Linked DNA regions of Homo sapiens: region 1 is linked to region 2. Evidence: chromatin loops called from intact Hi-C (ENCODE). Cell type or tissue: endothelial cell of umbilical vein. All regions are shown on one strand. Each heading gives the region's core, and the rest is flanking DNA. Links, peaks and the distances in the headings are about the cores only. Region 1 overlaps LOC102724861 (a long non-coding RNA gene). Region 2 overlaps LINC00607 (long intergenic non-protein coding RNA 607).

Region 1 (10,823 bases), core at 3,810-8,809, 110 kb before region 2:
GTTGACTCTGCTTACACAATTCTGACTTAAAAATTAAAGTTCAGCAAACTTTCCTCTCAGTGGGTGCCAAAACCATTACACCCAGATTAGCTGCAGACAAGAGCAGAGATTTCGATGAAAAAATATATATCTTTTGAGACTAAGTCTTGCTTTGTCACCCAGGCTGGAGTGCAGTGGTGTGATCTTGGCTTATTGTGGCCTCTGCCTCTGTGGTTCAAACTATTCTCCTGCCTCAGCCTCTCGAGTAGCTGGTACTACAGGTGTGCGACACCATGCCAGGTTAATTTCTGTAATTTTAGTAGAGACAGGGTTTCACCGTGTTGGCCAGGCTGGTCTCGAGCTCCCGACCTCAAGTGATCCACCCACCTCAGGCTCCCAAAGTGTGGGATTGCAGGCATGAGTCACCACACCTAGCCTTCAATGGAAATGTTAAACATGTGGGGTCAAGAACCTGAAGCATTTCTTCAAAGAATTGTAGCAGGAGATGGAAACGTCCTTACCAGGACCATCTAGAAGACAAAGCAGAAGCAAAGCAATGGCTACTAAAGTAGAAGTGGCCCAGTCAAAGCACAACTGGACTGGTCAAGGGCAAAGGCCATGGCAGTGGTCTTTTGGGATGCTCAAGGCAGTTTCCTTGTTGACTTTCTGGAGAGCCAAATAACAACAACATCTGCTTATTATGAGAGTGTTTGAGAAAATAAGGCAAAGCATTAGCAGAAAAATGCCTAGGAAAGCTTCACCAGAGAGTCCTTCTCCACAGTGATGCTCCTGCTTATTCCTCTCATCAAACAAGTGCATTTTTGTGAGAGTTTTGATGGAAATTATTAGGCATCCACCTTACAGTCCCAGTTTGGCTACTTCTGAGATCTTTTTGTTTCCTTATCTTAAAAGAATCTGCAAAGGGTGTCCAGTTTTCTTCAGTTAATGACAGAAAAAGGACTCCATTGACACGGTGAAATTCCCAGGATCTTCAGTTCTTTAGGAATGGACTAAATGGCTGGTATCATTGCTTGCAAGTGTCTTAACCTTGATGTGTCTTATGTTGAGTAAGAAAGTTTACACTTTTAATTTTTATCTTTGAAGTCCATTTTTCCAAGAACTTTTTGAAGTCTCTTCATATGTAGATGAAACCTCACAGACAGCAGCCTTTAGAGAGACTAGATGATAAATGTTTTTTTCAGACCTTCAAAGGTGTCGAACTCTCAGTTAATCTTTCCTAGATCTGGACAAGGGAAGCCCTCAGAGATAGCCTGGCTGCATCAATACAGATTCTTTACAGATGCAAATCAACCCCTCTGCCCTTCCTCCACACCCCTACAAAAGACAGCTTTGCAGGGCTACTTCTGTTTGCAGGCGCTCTGAACAGCCATCTTGAAATAAGTAAAGAAGTATATTTTGGGGTGAAATATTTGTACTTCCTTCAAGGTCTTGAGCATTGCCCTCTGTCTTGTGGCCCTATCACTAGTCACAGGGATCTAAAACTAATTGAATTGTTGAAGAACCTACATTTTTAGACATAAGGTCCAGATTTGGTGTAGTTAACTCTGACATTACCTCTAATAAGATACGAAAGGAAAATACAGCCTTGAGCATCCCCTGCCTCTTGTATCCTTTGGCTTAGCTAGAATACAGTGTTCAATTCTGAGTGTGAAGGCATCAAGGTAATACTAACAAATTAGAGAACATTCAAGGGAAGGCAAAAGAGACTGTGAAATAGGAAGCATGTCAGATGAGTAATGTTTGAATAACATTTGGAGAAGCAAAGACTAAAGATGTGATAAACATATTCAAATATTAGAGTAGCTATTATGTTTTACAGAAGTATATGTAAATTTTTGCTTTCGGATTTCATACATCAATACTATGAACAATGGATATGTATATTTTTACTCAGACTAGTGAAGAGCATTCTAACAACTACAACTGTACGGCCAAGAAAGGGCTGCCTTGTGAGGGATGAACATGATTTCTGACCCCTCTGAAGGAAAAATTGTATGTTCACCTATTGGGATACTATAAAAGAGATAGAAGAGATGACAGGGCAAGACCCCTCTCAAATATAAATGTCTATAATTCTCTCTATCCATTATTGCCATAAAGCTATGGGCATTTGGCTGTAAACATAGGTTTTCTTCCCAATAACTCAAGGGACCTAATGACACCATTATACTCTGCTCTACCCTGGGATATTCAGCTGGGTATTCCTTTTCTCAGTCAGCCAGAGCCCATATTATATATGGCTTCTCTCCACAATGGTATCAAAGCTTATTTATCTTTCCCCAACCCTGTTTTTAAAATTAGAACATCTGGTCTTTGGTTTTGTATTACATTCATTGGAGAAGTCCATTCCATTTTATTTAAAATTTGAGCAGCCTGGATTTGGGTTCACATTTAGTGAAACTTGCACCCTTTGTTCTTTCCATTTATAAGGTTCTTTCCCATGACCACTCGTTGGAAGCCTTGTGGTCAGTTACAAACACTAGTTTTGCCCCTGAGTCATGTTGTTAAATTCTCCACCCCAGCTCTCACTTCAGTGGTGTAGCTGGGAGGACATAGGTCTCTGAGAGGATCTATCTTCTGGTGGGTGGACAGAAGTTAGGTAAGATAAACATGAGCTTCTTCCTAAAATGTGTTACTGGAAGAGAGTAAAATGCCGCCGTAGAACATCTGTTTTTAAAGTATATCCCAATTAGTCTAGACCAACAATGCCAAATCTGGTAGTACTGCTTAACTCAAAACACTAATATTCAAATATGACTAATCTCATGCATGTCTTGACTGTGAGCAGAGTATAAAAACTACATCTCTTCTTTTTGATCCTTGGGCTTCTTTTAATCTACAAGGAAATCTCTGATCTTAGAGTTCAAGTGGTGGCCTACACACACACACAAACACACACACACACACACACAAATACTTCTGACAATTCAGTAACAGCATGCCTTTTTTGGTGATTGTTGTAAAATTTGAGATGTCAGCTTTGTATATTGATAAATTATAAAATAACTTTTCTAGTCTTTTCCTTCTTAAACATTCTTCTCTCTTAAACATACTACACAAAATACCAGTTACAGATAAATGGCCAGAAAGAGGAAACTCTTACTATTTTTTTCAGTGCTGTCATCATGAAAATATAATGAAATGTGTTGTATTTCTGATGGAGGAATCAAAGCCACATATCGGTACATGTAGTTCAAATGATTCAACTCAAAGGGGAATGCTAGTTTGCCACCTTTCTCCCTTCTTCCACTAAAAAAGCATTGAGTTAAGAGACATTTTTACATCTTGCGGCTGATGAAAGAAGGAAAATTGGCATATCCTAGGCAATTAATTTCTAAAGGCAGGTGAAAGTTTAGATAAAAGACCCAAATGACTTCTTCCTTCAATCTGAAAATAGTTCTCAGAAATATTTATAATTCATTAGACATGAGCCAGTGAGGAGATAATAGCTTTGAAATATGGGAGTGTAAATATGCATCATCAGTGTAATAGTTCCCCTAAAAGAGGAAAATAATTTTTAAAAGTCTTGGGGAAATCAGCAGAGTGAGGTGCAAAGGAGACTTGAATTCTGATCCTGCCTAGCTCTGTGAGGTGGAACAGGGGACTGAACCCCACTGAACCTGTTTCTTCACCTGTAAAACAGACATTCTAAGTGTCACAGCATAGAATTATTGAGAATATTTAATAAATTAACATCTATAAGTTGATTGGCTTAATATTTAGACTCCCTACCTTTAGCAAACAGAAATAGATCTTTGATAAAAATTTAAATAAATTGGAATTTAATATCTTATTTTTAAACTTTTTTATGATTGAATGTATCTTTTTAAAGATACATCGTGTGTTTGTGGTTCAAAACGAAGATAATATTGGATGGTGTTTTTGTGTGTAAGTATTTACAGATATTCACATATGATCATACACACATAATTTTCATTAATAAATAGAAAAATAGTACCACTCAATAACTACTAAAGGCCTACCCACGAATGACTTAATATTCCTTAATGATCACATCACATACTTGATGAGTTTGGACTGTGAAGTGTAAAATTTTATACCATAATATCTTCAGCCCCACTGAAAACACAGATAGCTCGCATCCTGCATCATGTGGTAGACAGCCTTCTCAGGCAGCTAACCCAAAATGGAGGCCATTGGCACTTCCGCAGGGTAGCAATTAGGAAGCCTCACTTTGCCGACAGGGATCACTGCTGGGTGAGTTTTGATTTTAAGTAATGCCAAACTAGGCCATCTACTCTAAAAAGCTATAACTAGTTATAGCTTTGTAGAAAATGTTGGAATCAAACAGAGCTGGTTTAGGAGCCTTGAGGTATTACTAGTTACTCAGTCTTGAGGATACTGCTTTATTTATCTGAGCTTCCATTCCCTACTTGTGGTGGTTAATTTTACTTGTCAGCTTGACTGGGCTAAGGCATACCCAGAGAGCTGGTAAAGCATTATTTCTGGGTGTATCTGTGAGGGTGTTTCTGGGAGAGACTGGCATTTGAGTCAGTGGCTTGAGTAAGAAAGACCTGCCCTCACCCAATGTGGATAAGTACTATTCGATTCATTGAGGGCTCAGATAAAACAAAAAGGCAGAGAAAAGGTGAATTCTCTCTTTCTTCTGGAACTGGAATACCCATCTTCTCTTGCCCTTGGACATCAGGACTCCAGGTTCTCTGACCTTTGTACTCTGGGACAGCAGTTCACCCAGATTCTCAGGCCTTTGGCCCCAGACTAAGAGTTATAACATCAGTTCCCCTGGTTCTTAGGTCTTCAGGCTTAGATGGAGCTCTGCTACTGGCTCTCCTGGTTCGCCAGTGTGCAGATGGCATATCATAGGACTTCTCAGTCTCCATAATTACATGAGCCAATTTCCATAATAAATCCCTTCTAGTCTATCTATCTATCTATCTATCTATCTATCTATCTATCTATCTATCATCTATCTATCTATCTACCTATTTGTCATCTCCTATTGGTTCTTTTTCTCTGGAGAACACTGACTAATACACCAATCTATCAATAAGTGCCAGACTACTTGCCGAAAATAAAAATTGTGTTTCATCTTGTAACAATTCTCTCTTTGCTATTTTTACTAAAACTGAACAGGTCTTCTTTAGGCTCCTTAAATATACTGAGCTCTTTTCCACCTCAGGACATTTGCAAACCTTCACCGTCAAGCTGGGAAAGCTCTTCCCCTCTCACCCATGGGCTTCATGAGGACTTCCTTATCTTTTGAATCAACTTAACCATTACCTTTTGAGAGGGGATCTTACTAACCTCTCCTATTATTTTCTGTCTTATAACACTTGTCACAGTTTATAATAGTTTCCTTTGGTTTCATTGTAATTTGCACATCCAAATTCCTGAAATGTGGGTTTATTGAGGGGCTCTAGCTGTCTTGCCCATCACCATATTCTGAGTGTTTAGACAGTGCCTGTCTAGTTTTAACAGAAAGTGTTGAATGGATAAATTGGCATTCACAGGGTTGTTGTACAGCTTAAATAAGATCATTTATGACATATTCTAAGTTCTTGATAAAGAAAATCTTTTCAAAAATTATTTTTAGGGGGAGAATTGGTATAAGGGACATCTAGCTCAATATGATAAAATAGCTGTTCTTGGGTTGCAAAAGCGAAGTATAGTAGGTCCACCACCTGCATAGAGCCAGAGTTATTTCTGACTCACTAATGGGCCAGCTAACAGAGAAAAATCCCCTCAAACAGACAAGGTGTTGCCCATTTGAAGATATTTCCAGATGTAGAAGCACTAGCAGCCCATTTTCAAAGCTTTCATTTCCTAAAGAGCAGCCAGGACAAGGGGATAAAATGAGCATGTACGCAAAGGTAACATTTTCTTCACCAAACTCTGGGGATGGCAAAGTCGTAATTACAAATCTTGTTGTGCACCCCTTACAGAGGTTTGAGATTGGTGGGCTGTTCATCCTCCTTTTTATTAGTGCCAAAAAAGCTGTTTGAATGGGACTAGTCTGTATTTTAAATTCAAACTACCATAATTTAACACCCATTGGAAAAATGTAGTTAAGCAATTAAGGGATATTTCTACTGTTTTTTTCCAGTTGATGACTCAAATCCAGGTCTCTTTAAATAAATCCAAGCAGACTATGAGAGGAAGGAAGGTTCTACAGATGCCTCCTTAAAATCGGAAATATTCCAATAAAAACCAATGATCTAACTACAAACTACTGCCAATTCTGTGTCACTGAGTCATCTTCCATTGGGAAGTGTTTGGATTTCATTAAGCTTTTAAGAATCGCAGGCTGATTTATTATTTTCTTTTTTATTTTCTTAGTGGGTTGTCATGAAACTTCACTTCATTAATATGAAGAATAAAGAACTAAATAAGCTATAATTTCCTGGAAGAGTACAGTAATGATGATAATAATAATTACTGAAGGCTCTCATATTTATTTATATCAACTGAACTCCAAGATGGTACCAAAATTATCCTGCAGAATGTTTAATCACTTTCTTCCTACTTCAACTTCTGATGTCTGCTCTCATTCTGATTTCCTGCAGCTTTTTTTTTTTTTTTCCTGTTATACTCAACCCACATCCAACATCTAGGCTCAGCCTCCCTTCTAACACTGTTCAAATCATTAGTTTATTTCCATTTTTTGGATGGGATTTTTCTGATCACTTTCTTATTGTGCAATTTGTAAGGATACCATTATAAAAATCACAAGTAAATTCTGAGAGTGGATTAAATAAAAGTACATAAAGAAAATAAAATAAAGTTCCTTATTTCAGGATGATGATCAAAGTGGAAAGTTTTAAGTACTACTTGAGTTTTTATGTTTTCTCTAATTAGGAAAGTCATTTTCTCTAAATGTCTTCAACTAATCTCTGCTACTGGTTCTCTAAATGGCCATGTGCCAATATCAGTACATACCTACTTTCTCAGTGACAAAAGATGCTAACTTAAATTTTTATACAATTTTGAGAAAATCCTCTGTAAAGTCCCTTTACCCAATAAATAAAGACCTCCAAGGGAAGCTGGCTGTGCCCCATAATCTAAACAGCCTAATTAATTACAACCTCATGTCTTAGGAGTTGAAAAACTTACATTATGTTTTGTTGTTTTTTTTTTTTTGGTGTGCAACAGTATTACACATACTAGAAAGATTACTGCAGAGAATATGGAATGCATAAATGAATGGAGCTTTCAATCCTTCATCAGCGAGGGCAACGTGATTCAGATGAATGTTTAAGCTACTATTTTTCAAATGTTTTTAAAAGCATGACCCAAAGTAAGAAATACATGTAATGTAGACCCCAACACATCCAGGCACACACATCTTGGCTGAAACGAAGGTTTTGTGAAATAATACCCTCACTGGATGTGAAATGTGAGTGTGCTTGTTGAGTTCAAGGAAAAACAAGGGGTCAGTGTGGTTGAAACATCAGGAGGGAAAGTGGTAGGTGGTGAAGTCAGAGGCATGAGGAGCCCAGGTCATGGACGGTCTTGTAGGCCATCATGAGGTTTTTAGCTACTATTCCAGGTGTGGAATGGGCAGCTTCTGCAGGGTTTTTAGCTGAAGAGTCACACAGTATGACATGGTTTCAACAGGATCATCCTAGCTGCTATGTACTGAGCAAACTGTAGGGGACTATGTAGTATGGAAGCCAGTAGAGCCGTTAGGAGGCTACTGTAATGAATAACACAGGTGAGAAATGACGGTCGTGGGGCCAGGACAATAGTGGTGAAAGAGATTTTTTTTAAACCCGGTCAGTTTCCTGATATATTGAGAAAGTAGAAACGCTTTGAGCGATCAGATGTGTGATATCAGAGAGGCATAGAAGTTAAGGATGGCTCCCAAGTTTGACCTGAGCCACTTGAAAGATGGGACACTATTTACCAGGACTAGGAAGATAAAGGAGAGGCATATTTAGAGGAAGAAAAGAGTTTAAGATTGAGCTGCCTATCAGATATCCAAGTAAAGATGTCTGGCTGGAGGTCAGAAATGCTAGTCTCAGATTCATGAGAGAGGACCTGGCTCGTGCATACATTTGGGAGTTATCAAAGTATGCCAAAATTTAAAGAATCAGGACTAGAAACTTCCAATCACCAAAGGAGTCAGCATCACTAAAAGTTCTATCTCAGTTCTGAGTTCTCCTGAAAACAATCCTAATATAAGGTGTTGAATGACTTTAATTTAACTGAGTGGCGGGAAACACAGGTGAGGAAGAGGGGAAGTGAAACAAGGAAAGGAAGCAAACCAATAAAAGGAATACAGGGGGCATTGATAAACTGGTTACTACTTAGAGAAACTGGAGTTCAGTTCCACTGGGTACCCTCTGAGGAACTGTGTAGAGCACCCTGGAGAATTGTCCTGCCAAGAGATAAGAACTTTCAGTGTTTATCCACCAATTCCTAAATTCACCAGTTGAAGGATGCTCCTGAGGGTCTTAAGCAGCTGCTACTTTGAGGCTCCGAAGGAGCTGGAGGAAGCTTTTAGGCAGAGAAGCAGAGAAGTGGACCTGGGGACATGGGGCAGGGTATCAAAGTCTGAAGACTAAGCCTTGCTCTGTTGGGAGGTTCAGAACAGGAGGAGAATTAATCAAAGGAGACTAAGAAGGAGAGGCGGTTGCAGTAGGAGGAACACTAGAAGAGTGTGGTGGATGGAAGTCAAGAAAAGTAATTCCAGAAGGGAATGGCAGCAAGACTTCATCATTGGCTTTTGCATCAGAGAATTTGAGAACTGTTTCATTGAGTGGGCCAGGATTAAGGCCCAACAGAAGTGGGTTGAAGAGGAAAAGAGAAGTTGCAACAGCTGGTGTGGACAACTTATTGGAGGCGGTTGCTGTAAAGAGGAGTGGAGAATAGGGAAGGAGGCTAGAGGGGTTGAAGGATATTCTTACTGTGAAATTCATACTAGTGTGGAAAGAAAAATTGAGGGCAGATTGATGTGTTCAAGACTTCTGACATAATTTCAAGGGCATGTACCTTTTGGCTTGGCTGTGCCATAATAAATAAATCTACCTCTAGAGTCTGTGACTTAAAGGCCTTGCATGCATCTCACTAATTGCCTTCTCTTCCTCTAAACCTGGGCCTTCCCTCCCCTAAACCTAACTAATAGGATCAAAATCACATTTAATACTGCTATTAAAAATTTTATTTTCAAAAAAATGTCATTTGGCCAGGCGTGGTAGCTCACACCTATAATCCCAGCACTTTGGAAGGCTGAGGCAGGCAGATTATTTGAGGTCAGGAGTTCATGACCAGCCTGGCCAACATGGTGAAACCCTGTCTCTACTAAAAATATAAAAATTAGCTGGCATGGTGCTGCATTCCTATAATCCCAGCTACATGGGAGGCTGAGGCAATAGAGTAGCTTGAACCTGGGAGGTGGACATTAGAGTGAGCCAAGATCATGCCACTGCTCTCCAGCCTGGGTGACAGAGCAAGACTCTATCTCTAAGTAAATAAATAAAGTCATTTTAACATGTAATAACTCAAGAGTTTGAATAACAATGGTTGTACTTATAAACTGACTTAGCAAGTATTTTTCAGGATATAGTAAAATGACATAAGACCTTTCATATAGATTTTAAAACCACTGTGGGTGTGCACATGTGTTTATATGTGTGTGCAAAATGACAATTCCAAATACAGTTAAATAAATCCTAAATGAATAATCCATTTGTATTTCCTCCATGTTATTTTTTTTTACTGCTATGCTTTTTATCTCTATTAATCAGTTTTACCAATTAACCATCTCTGATCACTATGAAGTGGGTTACAAATAATTTGACATATCAGAAAGAAACTGCTCACAAGCCCTTGATGTTAAGATATATTGACGGTATGGGTGCTTACCTTGTAGGAAAAATGGAAAGTAGTGATATTACAGTCTAGAAGATTGTAAGAAAAATTGTTATGAGCTTGTGCAAAACATAAAAGGAGAAGCGTTGCTCAGAAGAAAAGCAAAGCCAAGGAACTCTTCATTCAAAACTTACATTTCATGTAGTTTTCCTTTAAAATGGCAATTCTCTTTTATACTGTTTTTGAATGAGGAACTTTTATAATGAAACTTAGAAGTGCCTAGGTTTTTATGAGAGACAATGTTTATGTCCTACTTTCAAATGCCATCATAAAGATTTTCATATATATGTACAGATAATGTTCAACACCAAGCATATGTCTAACATGGATCTAATAAGATGATTCAAGTTCACCTTGCAATATAAAGGGTCATAAAAGATGAGTTAATTTACTCTTCAGTTCGAAATCTAATGAAACTAGTTAAGTAGAAAAGATATAACACCAGAATTGAAGCTGTGGTTACACCACAAATGAATGCCTTCCAGCATAATGGTTACATTAAAAATTAAACATTAGCCAGCGTCCAGATGTTAGATATTAATATTGGGGTGGATGTGTGTGTGTGTGGGTGTGTGTTTGTGTGTGTGTGTGCATGCATGCATGCAAAAGTGTCCATGTAAAGCTACTTAAAATGGTATATAATAAGTAATAGGTGTGATGGTTAATATTTAGTGTCAACTTGAGTGGATTGAGGGATAGAAAATATTGATCCTGGTTGTGTCTGTGAGGGTGTTGCCAAAAGAGATTAACATTTGAGTCAGTGAGCTGGGGAAGGCAGAGCCACCCTTAATCTAGTGGGCACAATCTAATCAGCTGCCAGCAAATATAAAGCAGGCAGAAAAACATGAAAAGGAAAGACGGACTTAGCCTCCCCACCTACATCTTTCTCCCATGCTGAATGCTTCCTGCCATCAAACAACGGACTCCAGGTTCTTCAGTTTTGGGACTCAGACTGGCTCTCCTTTCTCCTC
Region 2 (10,823 bases), core at 2,529-7,528:
AGGTAAGCACAAAAGCATAAGACACCTATGAATTCACAAAATTCTGAAGAAGGAATTGGGCATTTAAAAGTTTTATTAAAAAGCATTTAAGTCATGCAAAAAAATAAAAGGATAAATACAATAAATTTCCAGGTACACACACCAGCCAGCCTAAGAAACACATTATCAATATATTTGAAGCTCCCTGTGTTTCTTCAATATTGTTTCCCTCCCACCCCACTCTAGATATAACCCCCATCTTCAATTTGATGTTTGTCACCCCCAAAGGCATTGGATGTCCCACAAATAGCAAAATGAAGTTCAGTTCAATCTTGTCTATGTCTAAGGCAATTCTGACATGTGGTTTATGAATACATAATTTGTGCATCCCTGATGCCATGCAGCTATTTGGTATATAATATGTTCAAATCAGATAATAAATACACATCAACACATTTACACACACACACACACACACACACACACCTTTACGTAAAGCATTTATACATAAAAACGTAGTTATAAATATAATATACGTAAATATCTTGACTATTTCAAGGTATTCAAGCTATCTGAGATTTATTCAATTCTATTTCATTTTAACAACTAAACACAAATCAATACATTATCTGTTTTTATAAAAACAGTCTTCTTGGGGCTTAAAAAATTTAAATATGTAATATACTCTGTGATTTCCCTGAAAGCCACAAACCAATTTTCTTCTCAGCACTAGGCACCCAATTACAACATTTAAAATTAAAAGTTCAAGTTACTGTGGGTTTTCTGCTCAGTTGCAATTAATTTTGAAACTTATGTTTAGAAGGACATGTTTTTCTCAAATCTCAATGTTTTCTCAAAAACAATGAATAATTGTATAAGCACGATTATTCACTGTTTGAGGTAATCTAAGACACCGTTTTTCTTTGTAAACATTGAATACTTTTATTAGCAGATATCACATTTAGAATATTGGGCTGAAGGACAGGAAACATGCGAAATTCATATATTCTCAAGTTTGTCCAGAGTGTTTGGAGAAAAGTACTTAATTCTCTTTCTTTTAGAAGATAATACCAGCAACCAATGAACTGTATCTTTAAACACTAAAGCGGGAAGTAAGCTATGTCCTTATCTGAGGAACGTGTGTTGCGTGATTGCTGATAAACACAGTGCTGTTTCTGGAGGTGATTTGCAAAGTCAGAGCTATATGCACCCATAAAGCATCACTGCATTCAAAGGAATCTGAACAGCCAAGCTCCAAAAGGAAGGGGAACTTCATCCCGGCTGTCTCTGCTGCAACATGGTGGAGCATGTAAAGTCTTACAAACTCACCCCAGTTAGGAAACTGATGAACACTTGAGGGACTACGGAACATTCGGTACTGCGCTAGGGATCCTGAGAACCACAGACATATTAAGCAGGCATGATCTTTCCATAAGACACTCTTAGGGCCATTGGAGGAAATAAGGCACCTATAAAGGAGAGAGCCATCTTTGAGGTTGAAATGGTCAGGCAAGGCGTAGGCTTTAGGGTCTGTTTTAGTCTGTTCCTGTTCTCAAATATTTTATTATAGTAGCAGGACCAGACTGAGACAGACTCCAAACCCAAAGAACATAAATTTGGCCTGACACGGTGGCTCACACCTGCAATCCAAACACTTTGGGAGACCAAGGCGGGAGGATCACTTGAGCCCAGGAGTTTGAGGCTGCAGTGAGCTGTGATTGTGCCATTGCACACCAGCCTAGGTGACAGAGCAAGACCCTGTCTATAAATAAATAAATAAACAAACAGAAATTTATTACCCACAGTTCTGAAGGCTGGGAAGTCTAAAATCAAGGCACTAGTAGATTTGGTGTCTAGTGAGGACTCATTATCTACTTCATAGATGGCTCCTTCTTGCTGGGACCTCACACGACAGAAAGGGTGAACAAGTGCCACGGAGTTTCTTTGGTAAGTGCACTCATCCCATTTTTGAGCTCATGACCTAATCGCCTCCTAAAGACTCCATCTCTTTAATACTGTTGCACTGGAAATTAGGTTTCAACATATAAATTTTGAACCAATATTCAGACCATAACAGGTTCTCCAAAATATTAAGGGAGAAAATAGGACATTAATGTAGGATTTCAGGGTGGATTACTTTTAGGTAGAGATAAGAATCACTATATACAAAAGCATGATGTTTGTGTCAGGAAAGGATAAATAGATTTGCCTGGCTGGAATAAAGGATTCTTGTAGGGCAGTAGAGAAAAATAGGTAGAATGGGAAAAGTAGGTTGGAGCCAGAACATGGGGTCTTCAAGGCCAAATCGAAAGTAAACAATAGGGAATCTTCCCTGGCCCCATTTTTTTTCTTTCTTTTTTTTTTTTTTTGGTGAAGAGAGGAACATGATTTAAAAAAAAAAAAAAATTAAGGCATTGTATACAAAAAAGCCATAGTAGAATGAAGGTGTGTAAATATTATTTTTCAGGTTTCTTATTTTTCTTATGTTCCACTCCTGGATAATGTTGTCACCTCCTTTTGATACTTTGAGACTCGAAACTAATCATCTTCAGCTTCTCATTTTAACTTCTACTCCACGCCAAGTCCTCATAATCTAATTTTCAGGTACTTTGCACAGTATACAGCAACTAGCATAATCATCTCTTAGTAAGTGCATGTTGAATCAATACCTGAGTTGGACAATGGGTTATGTTTCTGATCTCCTTTCCCTCCTTTCCTTCTCTCTACTGCTTACTCTGTTCTGACCCTTCCATTTGGACTTTTGTACTCGTTTCTCTCCTCTCTGAACCATCCTGCATATGGCAACCAATGTGATTGTTCTCCATCATATGTCAATCACATCACTACCTCGTTAATAAAACAAAACCCAAAATACAAAAAGTCAATTGATTCTTACAGGAAGAAAAAGTACAGGATCTATAAGAGGACAAGTTATTCTGGGATATGGTTCCAGCCCATCTTTCTCACCTCACTGCTTAATATACTCCCCTGCCTCTTCTGTGTCCAGTCCAATTAGTGCCTTCCCTAATTACAGTGAAAGTTTTGTCACTGATTTTCATGAAAGTTAAGTAAGTTTAAACATATAAATTGCTTACATCTGTCCCCAGCACATAGTGAGTTCTCAATAAGTATAAATGGTTGTTATTATTAAGTCTGAGTATTTTCCTGCCTGGTTTCCTAAGTACTCTCATCTCTGCCAACTATTTACCAACTTAACTCTTTCTGATAAAATCCTACTTCTTCTTAAGGCCCTATTCCAATACTGCCCTCAAAGGCTAAGAAAACTTTCCTAATTGCCTAGTCCGAATCTCTCTTTATTCCACCTACCCATAGCTGTATATAGCTCATGTAACACTTAAAGCAGTCTACTAAACAGTGGCAGGATAAACCTACACACACACACACACACACACACACACACACACAAACACACACTTTCTATGGAGCAAAGATCATGAAGTATCTATATAAAGCAGATGTCACTGGTTCAAACAGCCATAAAGACCATTCTCAGAGCGTGGGTTCATCCCTACAATGTGAGCAGAAAGGAGCAAGAAGAGAATTAGAAAAATAATAGCAGAAATATTATTGCATAAGAAATAAGGCTGAAGTTATCTTAAGGGTAAGGAAAAGCTTTGCTCACTTGCAACTAACCTGTATTATCCTCAGAAAGAAACAAATACTCAACTGTGGTGAGGTTATGCGTGCTCTTCTGTAATTCATTAGGAAATCAGATGAATCCCAATTTTCCACCACACTGATGCAAACATTGAGCTGCCTTCTTCCTTCACCCCACCAGGAGATCTCAGCTCATCCACCAGCCTTTTGGAATTAGCAAAACCGAGGTAGAGCCAACTAGCTTTTGCCCCAAATCTGAAGTGTAGAGTTTTATAAACCAAAAGAAATAATTTCCCTCATGTTGGAAAATGGGAGGGAGGTGAGGGGGAGAGAGAGGTGGGACACAGAACTACAAGATGAAGGATGCGAAGAAGGAAAAGTCAGAAATAAGATGAATTCAGAACCCTTTAAGCTGCATGGCCCTCCTCAGTGTGGTACAAGGGACAAGTCAATCAGATGAAATAAAAATTCCCAGCCCTGATCTGCATTGCTCCACAGTGTCCACTCAATCTTTAAGCAAAATAAGTTTATGAATCTTCCTTTAGTTCACTTTGTGTCCGGTCTGAGGAGGGACATACTCAGTCTCTGACCAATATACAGAGTGCCTGCAAAGTAGGGTTAAGCAGCCCCATGGTCTACCTTGCTGTGAATTTCAAAGTGCATCCATGTGCTGCAGAGAAAGAACCACAAACAAGAGGCCTTCTGGGCTTCCTGCTCTGGGGAGCTTTCCCTGGCAGCAGTGGGGATAAAAGATCTTTACAGCTGAAAAGTCTTTCTTATATTTTTTTTTCTTTTTTTTTTTTTGAGAGAAGGCCTTGTTCTGTTGCCCAGGCTGGAGTGCAATGGCGTGATCATGGCTTTCTGCAGCCTTGACCTCCCAGACTCGAGCCATCCCCCCACCTCAGCCTCCCTAGTTGTTAAGACTACAGGTGTGCACCACCATGCCCAGCTAGTTTGCTTTATATTTTTTGTAGAGACAGGGCTTTGCCATGTTGCCCAGGCTGGTCTCTAGCTCCTGGGAAATATTATCTTTTTAATCTTTGATGTTCCACACCCATGCATATCATGGGTCTCAGGACCTTCCCCAGTAAATGTTAATTTTCATTGAACTGATTTTGGGGAGGTCCCCAGGAGATAAAAAGTAGGGTTAAGGGTGGGCTTTGTAGCGGGGAGGGAGCTTGTTAAACACAGACCCTAGAGACATGTCCATATACTATGAGATTGCACCAAGTCAATATTATGAATCAGACTTTGCTTGTAAAAGCACAGCTTTGGAACTTGCAGTGTGGCTATTTCCGCTTTTCATTTCATCTTCTAACTCCAGAAGGAAAAGGAACTGTCTATGTGAGTTTCCTGCTAGATGTATTACAATACCACATTCCTTTGGAATTGGCTCACATTCTTGACCTAGTGGGAAATGGGAAATTCACCTAGTGAAGCAGAAACTAACATCTCCTAAAACTATCATCAAGGAGCCCTAAGTCCCCTTAGAATTCACTTCCAGAGTTTCCTCCATGTACTGGCCAAGGGCGTGCTTGACAAGAAACCAGACATGGGAAGTTCTCTGAGGTCCTGCTTTGTTTCTGTCAGATTACAAATTCCTAGAAGACAAGATCCATGTTTCTGCCTAAGTCTGTGTGCTTAGTAAATGCTTGATCACTTAGTTGGTGCTGTTAAGATTTTCTCAGACATTTGTCAAGCAAATACAGCCTTTCATGCAGTCAGGTACTTGTTTATGTGATCTGACTTCAAAGGCCAGAAGGGGGAAAAAAACTATTGTTCAATAATTCTCAGTTGATGAGTGAGAAACTCCTCAGCCCCCTACCTTCCTCTCCATGCAGCGATAAGACTTAAAATACAAACAATAGTCACTCTTTTCTTGTCTGTTAAATGTAAAATGTTTGCCTTGGAAGGTTGAGACTTCCCTAAATCACATAGAAAATAATTCTATTCAATTTGGATAATAAACATTTATTTATCCCCTTCTATTTGCAAGGCATGTACAGGTTTTTAGGGTGAGAGGGCCACCTACAAGTCTGGAGCTCATAGCCTAGAAAGCCTGAGGCTTGGTGGTGTGTATCCTGACTCAGCTGCTTCCTAGCTGTGTGACTTTAGGCAAATTAGTGAACTTCCCTGAGCCTGTCTGCCTGACATGTAATATGAGAATAATAATAATTCCCACTCACAGGACTGCTGTGAGGATTGATTAGATAACATCTGGACTTTACACAGACCTTTACCCACGGTCAGGACTTGATGATTGACACTATTATTACTGTTTTTATTGTTCTGGTATCTGCATTTGTTCTCCTTACTGTAATGACTGTTGAAAAAGCTTTCCTGAGATATTAGCAGCGATTAATCCCCTGGGTCAAACTGCATTTGCAGAGTAGCTGCTCAGTCATCTGTCTGGGCTCCAAAGACAAAAGACAGAAATTTTTGGCACTAGGGTCTAAACCTGGGAGGAAGCACACCATGCTGAACAGTGCTGGTGAAGGGTCACAGCCACTGGATATTAGGAAGGCTCTGGGTGTTGGGGTAAAGAAAGTACTAGAAGTCACTGAGGAGAGATCTATCGATGCTGCCCCTTCACTTAAGTCCAGCAAGAATCACTCTGGAACAAGGATTGTCAAATATAAGCACTTCCCCTACTCCTCTACTGAGTTCTGGAGGTTTGAGAGAAGCACAAATAGTTGCTTTGTGTCGTTTCTGCCACTGCCTCCTTCCTTTTTCTTGCTTACAGGGAATTCTGTAGGAGTGCAATTTGAGGTCAAAATACATAAGCATTTAAGACATTGCTTTGCTTCAAATCCTTGAATAAATATTAACTTATTCATCATCTCATTACCCCTGAGAGTTGGGAAAGCAGAGCCCAAATAGAGGTTAGAATGTTATAATCCCATCTATAAATTACAGTGCTTGTCATATTTACTAAATGAAAGCTTTAAGGTTTTAAGAAGCTTTTCTAAATGTGATCTCTCCATCCCTATCATAGGATTTGCTCAAAATGGATTTGCAAAGAGAAAAAAAATTTAATGTCACACTGCCATGATAAGTCAACCAACCATCTCATATATCAAAGGAGAGAGGCAGAGAAAGAAAAGGAGGAGGATAAAGAAGAGGAGGAAGAGGACGAAAGGAAAACCAAGAGGAGGAGAAGCCACTTCTTACTTTGGATTAATGTGAAACTAAATAGTTTACTACATTTTAAGTGGGAAAATGTTAGTTGAAAAGATATTTGTCAACCACAAACATTTGAAAGGGAAGCATTCCAAAGATTTTCACTGTTTATGTTCAAATTACAACATGTGCAGAAAGTTGTGCAACTGAAAATCCTTTCAAACAACAGCTACAAAAGAGATTGGTCAGTTAGGACAGGAATAGAAAGTGGAAACTTAGAAGACTGGCTACTCCTTGTGTATGATTGCTGGGGTGAGTCTGTGCTGAGAACTTTTTACAAAGGGTGTCCTTTGCTGATATGAGAGGGGGGTGTCAAACTTTTGAGTGATCACTGTGGGTCCTCAGCTTAGACATCTTCTCTGGCCCAAGATGGCACCCCTTGCTCTCTTTCCATGGGACACAGGGACCTTGCCATCCTTCCATCTTATAAGCCTTCTGTCATGATTTTTACTTCATCCTAGATAGCCTTAATTTGGGCCAGGTCTCCAGGTTCCTCCACTTTCTTCTGTCCCATCCATACCCCTCACCAATCCTCTGTAAATTCCTTTCCAGGATTTTACTGAGAACTACAGAGAAACAGGCTGGGAATAACAAACATGGGGAGTTATGTAGTTAACATACACTTTGACATCACCTAGTCATTTTCCTGAGTATATAGATAACTCTGTTATTACTGGTTATAAGGTCCATGAGAAGCCTTTATCCTTTTCTGGAAACCAAGAAAGCACCTGCCCTCCCTCAGTCCTAAGGGGAGAATCTTTATGGGTGTAACAATAAAATGGATAATGGGAAATTCTGATGTCCTCAAGCATACATTCAGATGTCCCCAATGAGCATCATTTGTATATCAAGGGAACTCCAGAGAGATGATCCACAATTCAGTGTGTCCCTTTGGCCAGTAGAGAGGTCACCTTAGTCTGGAAATAATGATGATATAATGTTAAAGAAACCTAACTAAACAAGTCCTTTTTCTCTATCCTATGTAATGTTTTATATCTGACCTCACAGAAAACCAGCCTTACTGTTTTGTACTCTCTCTGCAGCTGGGTAGGTAAACAGAAATTGAGGCTCCAGGCTGCCTGGTGGTTCACAATGATGGTGCTTTTCAAAGTCCTTCGGATGGACAGGGAACTGGTTTCCCCACCACCATTTCTGACTGGCACTTCCCCACCTTCCCTGAACAGATGATGCAGTGAACCCTGTGAGGTTTCCAGCCTTCAGGAAACTGTTCCAAGGCCATCAAGGAATAGGGAGATGCAACTGGAACACTCTATATCCCAAGAAGACAGCCCTCCGAGAGTGACCACATGGTCCTCTCCCAACATCCTAACTCTCCCCTTTCACTCTTTCCACATCTTCTTTGCCTTTAGAGCTCTGCCTCATTTAGTATTTCTGATTCTATCCCCCTTCCCCTGGATGCCCAGTTGCTGGTTCCTTTCCCGTATATTTCAAATTCTGGAGGCTCAGGCTGAAAGCCAGTAGCTTTCATGTCTGCTCATAGAGAAGAATGGGATTTAGACTCAAAAGAAGAGTGGGTACAGGTGCAGTGGCTCACACGTGCAATCCCAGCACTTTGGGAAGCTGAAGCGGGCAGATCACCTGAGGTCAGGAGTTCAAGACCAGCCTGGCCAACATGATTAAACCCCATCTCTACTAAAAATACCAAAAAATTAGCAGGGCGTGGTGGTGGGTGTCTGTAATCTCAGCTACTCGGAAGGCTGAGGTAGGAGAATCACTTGAACCCAAGAGGTGGAGGTTGCAGTGAGCCAAGATTGTGCCACTGCACTCCAGCCTGGGTGACAGAGCTAGACTTTGTCTCAAAAAAAAAAAAAAAAAAAAAAAAGAGTGAGCTCTGGTTCTGTAGATGAAAGAGATTAATGCGGGCAATGCCCCAGGATGGGGTTGGATTTCTCTCACCAAACCTACAATTATGCACAGTTCATAACCATAGGGAGTCATTTCCTAATGAAGATTATGTCATTAACACCATCTGAAGAATGTGTATGCCTCCTATTTACACGACTTTGACCCTGTTTGGGGAAAATGATCATCAAGCCTTCTATTATGCTGAGTCTGAATTGAAGCCCTCCATGACTTGGTGTCTCCAATAAGTCTTCTCACATTCATGAAAAATGAATGTGCAAGCCCGAACCACATCTCTAATCCAAAGCTTTCTCACTTGACACTAGTTACCTTTTACTAGCCACAATTACAAGAATAAGAGCAAGCATGCATTATCTTGCTTCAGCCTCACAATAATTCCACAAGGAAGGTATCCCCATTTCTTGAGAAGGACATTGAACTTAGAGAGGTTATGTCACTTGCTCAAAGTCACACAACTTTGCCAAGGTGGATCTAATTAGAAGCCAGATCCATCTGATTGTGTTTTCTCTGGTATGTTCCATGGTGCCATTGACAACACCGTGGCACAAGGGCACCACTTGCCCTGTCACACCTGAGACAGGCATTACAAGTTGATCATGACACTTCTCTCTGGAGCTAGTCTGTGTTTACCTGCAGAATGCTCATCAACAGCCCCTGTGGGTTGATCAGAGTCATTATGTTGGGTTGTTATGTAGTTTGCAATCTCTGTCTCAGGCCATTCCTCCACCAGATCACTTCAGCATCAGTACCACTACTTATCTCCTAATGGAGACACATCACCCCAGGCAAATCATCACATGTCTCTGAGAGTGGCTTTCCTGGTCAAAAATCTATCATGATAGCTAAGAGGAACATTTGTCTGCGTCTTAGAAAAAGCCTTAGCTACCTCCTCAAAGATTTGGCAATAGGACGTTTCTACTGAAGATAAAAAAAAATGAAACTTGTAGCAGCTCAACTGTCCTTGGTCACTACTTTTAGCTCTAAACACACACACACACACATATACACACACACACACTCACACACTCCATTGCTCCTGCTTCTGCTCACACCTTGCACATGAATTCAGAGGGCAGGTGAATCACATCACTCTTACTAAAATCCACTCCATGCCCAGAGTGTCATTACACTTTAAGAGACCTCAGTGAAGGCAGTAAATGTCAACCCCATTAGTCTTTCCTTGCAGAAAGAATGACTGAGGCCCAGACAGGCAGGGGAGTTCCATATCACCACTCTCAGCTACTGATAGAGGCCATAGCAAAATGTAAGGCTCCCAGCACAGGGCCTTCTTCTTCTTCCATAAAATGCACCACCTTGGACAGTCAAAAGAAGTAATTTAACTTCCACTTTTTTCAAAAAACATGAAAACTCAACACTCCCATCACTGATGCAGGGAACTACGTAAAAACTTTGTCCTCTTCTGAATTGAAAGATATCATAGTAAAACTAATGCCCAATGTCCAAGATGTTGCTCCTTGATATTTAAAGTTCATGGGTCATTCTAGCAAAATTGATGCCATATAGTCTTGATTTGTATATTTTAAAATTTTATCACTGTGTTGCTTTCTCAACAATTACTTGATATTCAAGTTTTTTTTTCATTTTGCTTAAATAAGTAGATGAAGTCTTTCCCCCTTAAAAATAGGAAGGCAAGCGAGGCCAGGACTAGGTGTCCTTGGACACCAAATGCTGGAATGGCGTCACACATAGATGGCAAATAGGGTTTTAGTATGGCCAAGTTGACTATTTCCACTTGTGTTCCAGCTGCCATGCCACACCACCTCACCTCTGCCCATCCGCCCCCAGATCTTCGGTGGTGGTGAGCGGGAAGAAGGCTGATCTCATGTGTCTACCAGAGATGTTACTCATAAACGCCCTCATAATTCCCAGATGCTCTCATACTTTCTATGGGATAATACACTATGTCTCTTTTGAGCCAACACCCTAATTCTGCAAATGATATTCACTGGTGCCTTGAGCAGGAGGCAAAGGGGCCCACAAAATTCTCTCATAAGACCAAGACATTAGGTCCAGGAGGAGCAAACCTGCCTTCCAGCCAAACACTCAGACCACCTCACACTCAGTAGAGTCTGAGAAATCATCTTGAGGAGCTCAGGTGGAAGACGCTTCCCTTGTTAAAAAATAAAGCACACAGAAAAACC

Evidence for each region. A loop is a pair of places that touch in the nucleus more often than their neighbours do. Peaks named below come from ENCODE experiments on the same cell type or tissue, not always from the same donor. Only the 100,000 strongest peaks of a DNase experiment are listed, where the experiment ranks them.
Region 1: it touches region 2 in a loop (4-fold over the local background); 3 of 110 quality-filtered maps call a loop at or near these places.

What each region holds. Positions count from the first base shown.
Region 1 is chr2:215,596,016-215,606,838 of GRCh38, forward strand. All of the region lies in intron 1 of LOC102724861 (a long non-coding RNA gene), which reads left to right. Among named protein-coding and RNA genes, the nearest start is that of LINC01614, 120 kb to the right of the region's middle. In endothelial cell of umbilical vein, for the core only: no CTCF peak of the experiment used is centred there; a DNase peak (open chromatin) is centred at 6,216; H3K27ac peaks cover 1,584 bases.
Region 2 is chr2:215,706,648-215,717,470 of GRCh38, forward strand. All of the region lies in intron 5 of LINC00607 (long intergenic non-protein coding RNA 607), which reads right to left. LOC102724861 (a long non-coding RNA gene) reads left to right here. Exons shown (of 8, transcript NR_187737.1): 8 at 6,593-7,739. Among named protein-coding and RNA genes, the nearest start is that of LINC01614, 6.0 kb to the right of the region's middle. In endothelial cell of umbilical vein, for the core only: no CTCF peak of the experiment used is centred there; DNase peaks (open chromatin) are centred at 3,184, 5,064 and 5,874; H3K27ac peaks cover 4,589 bases.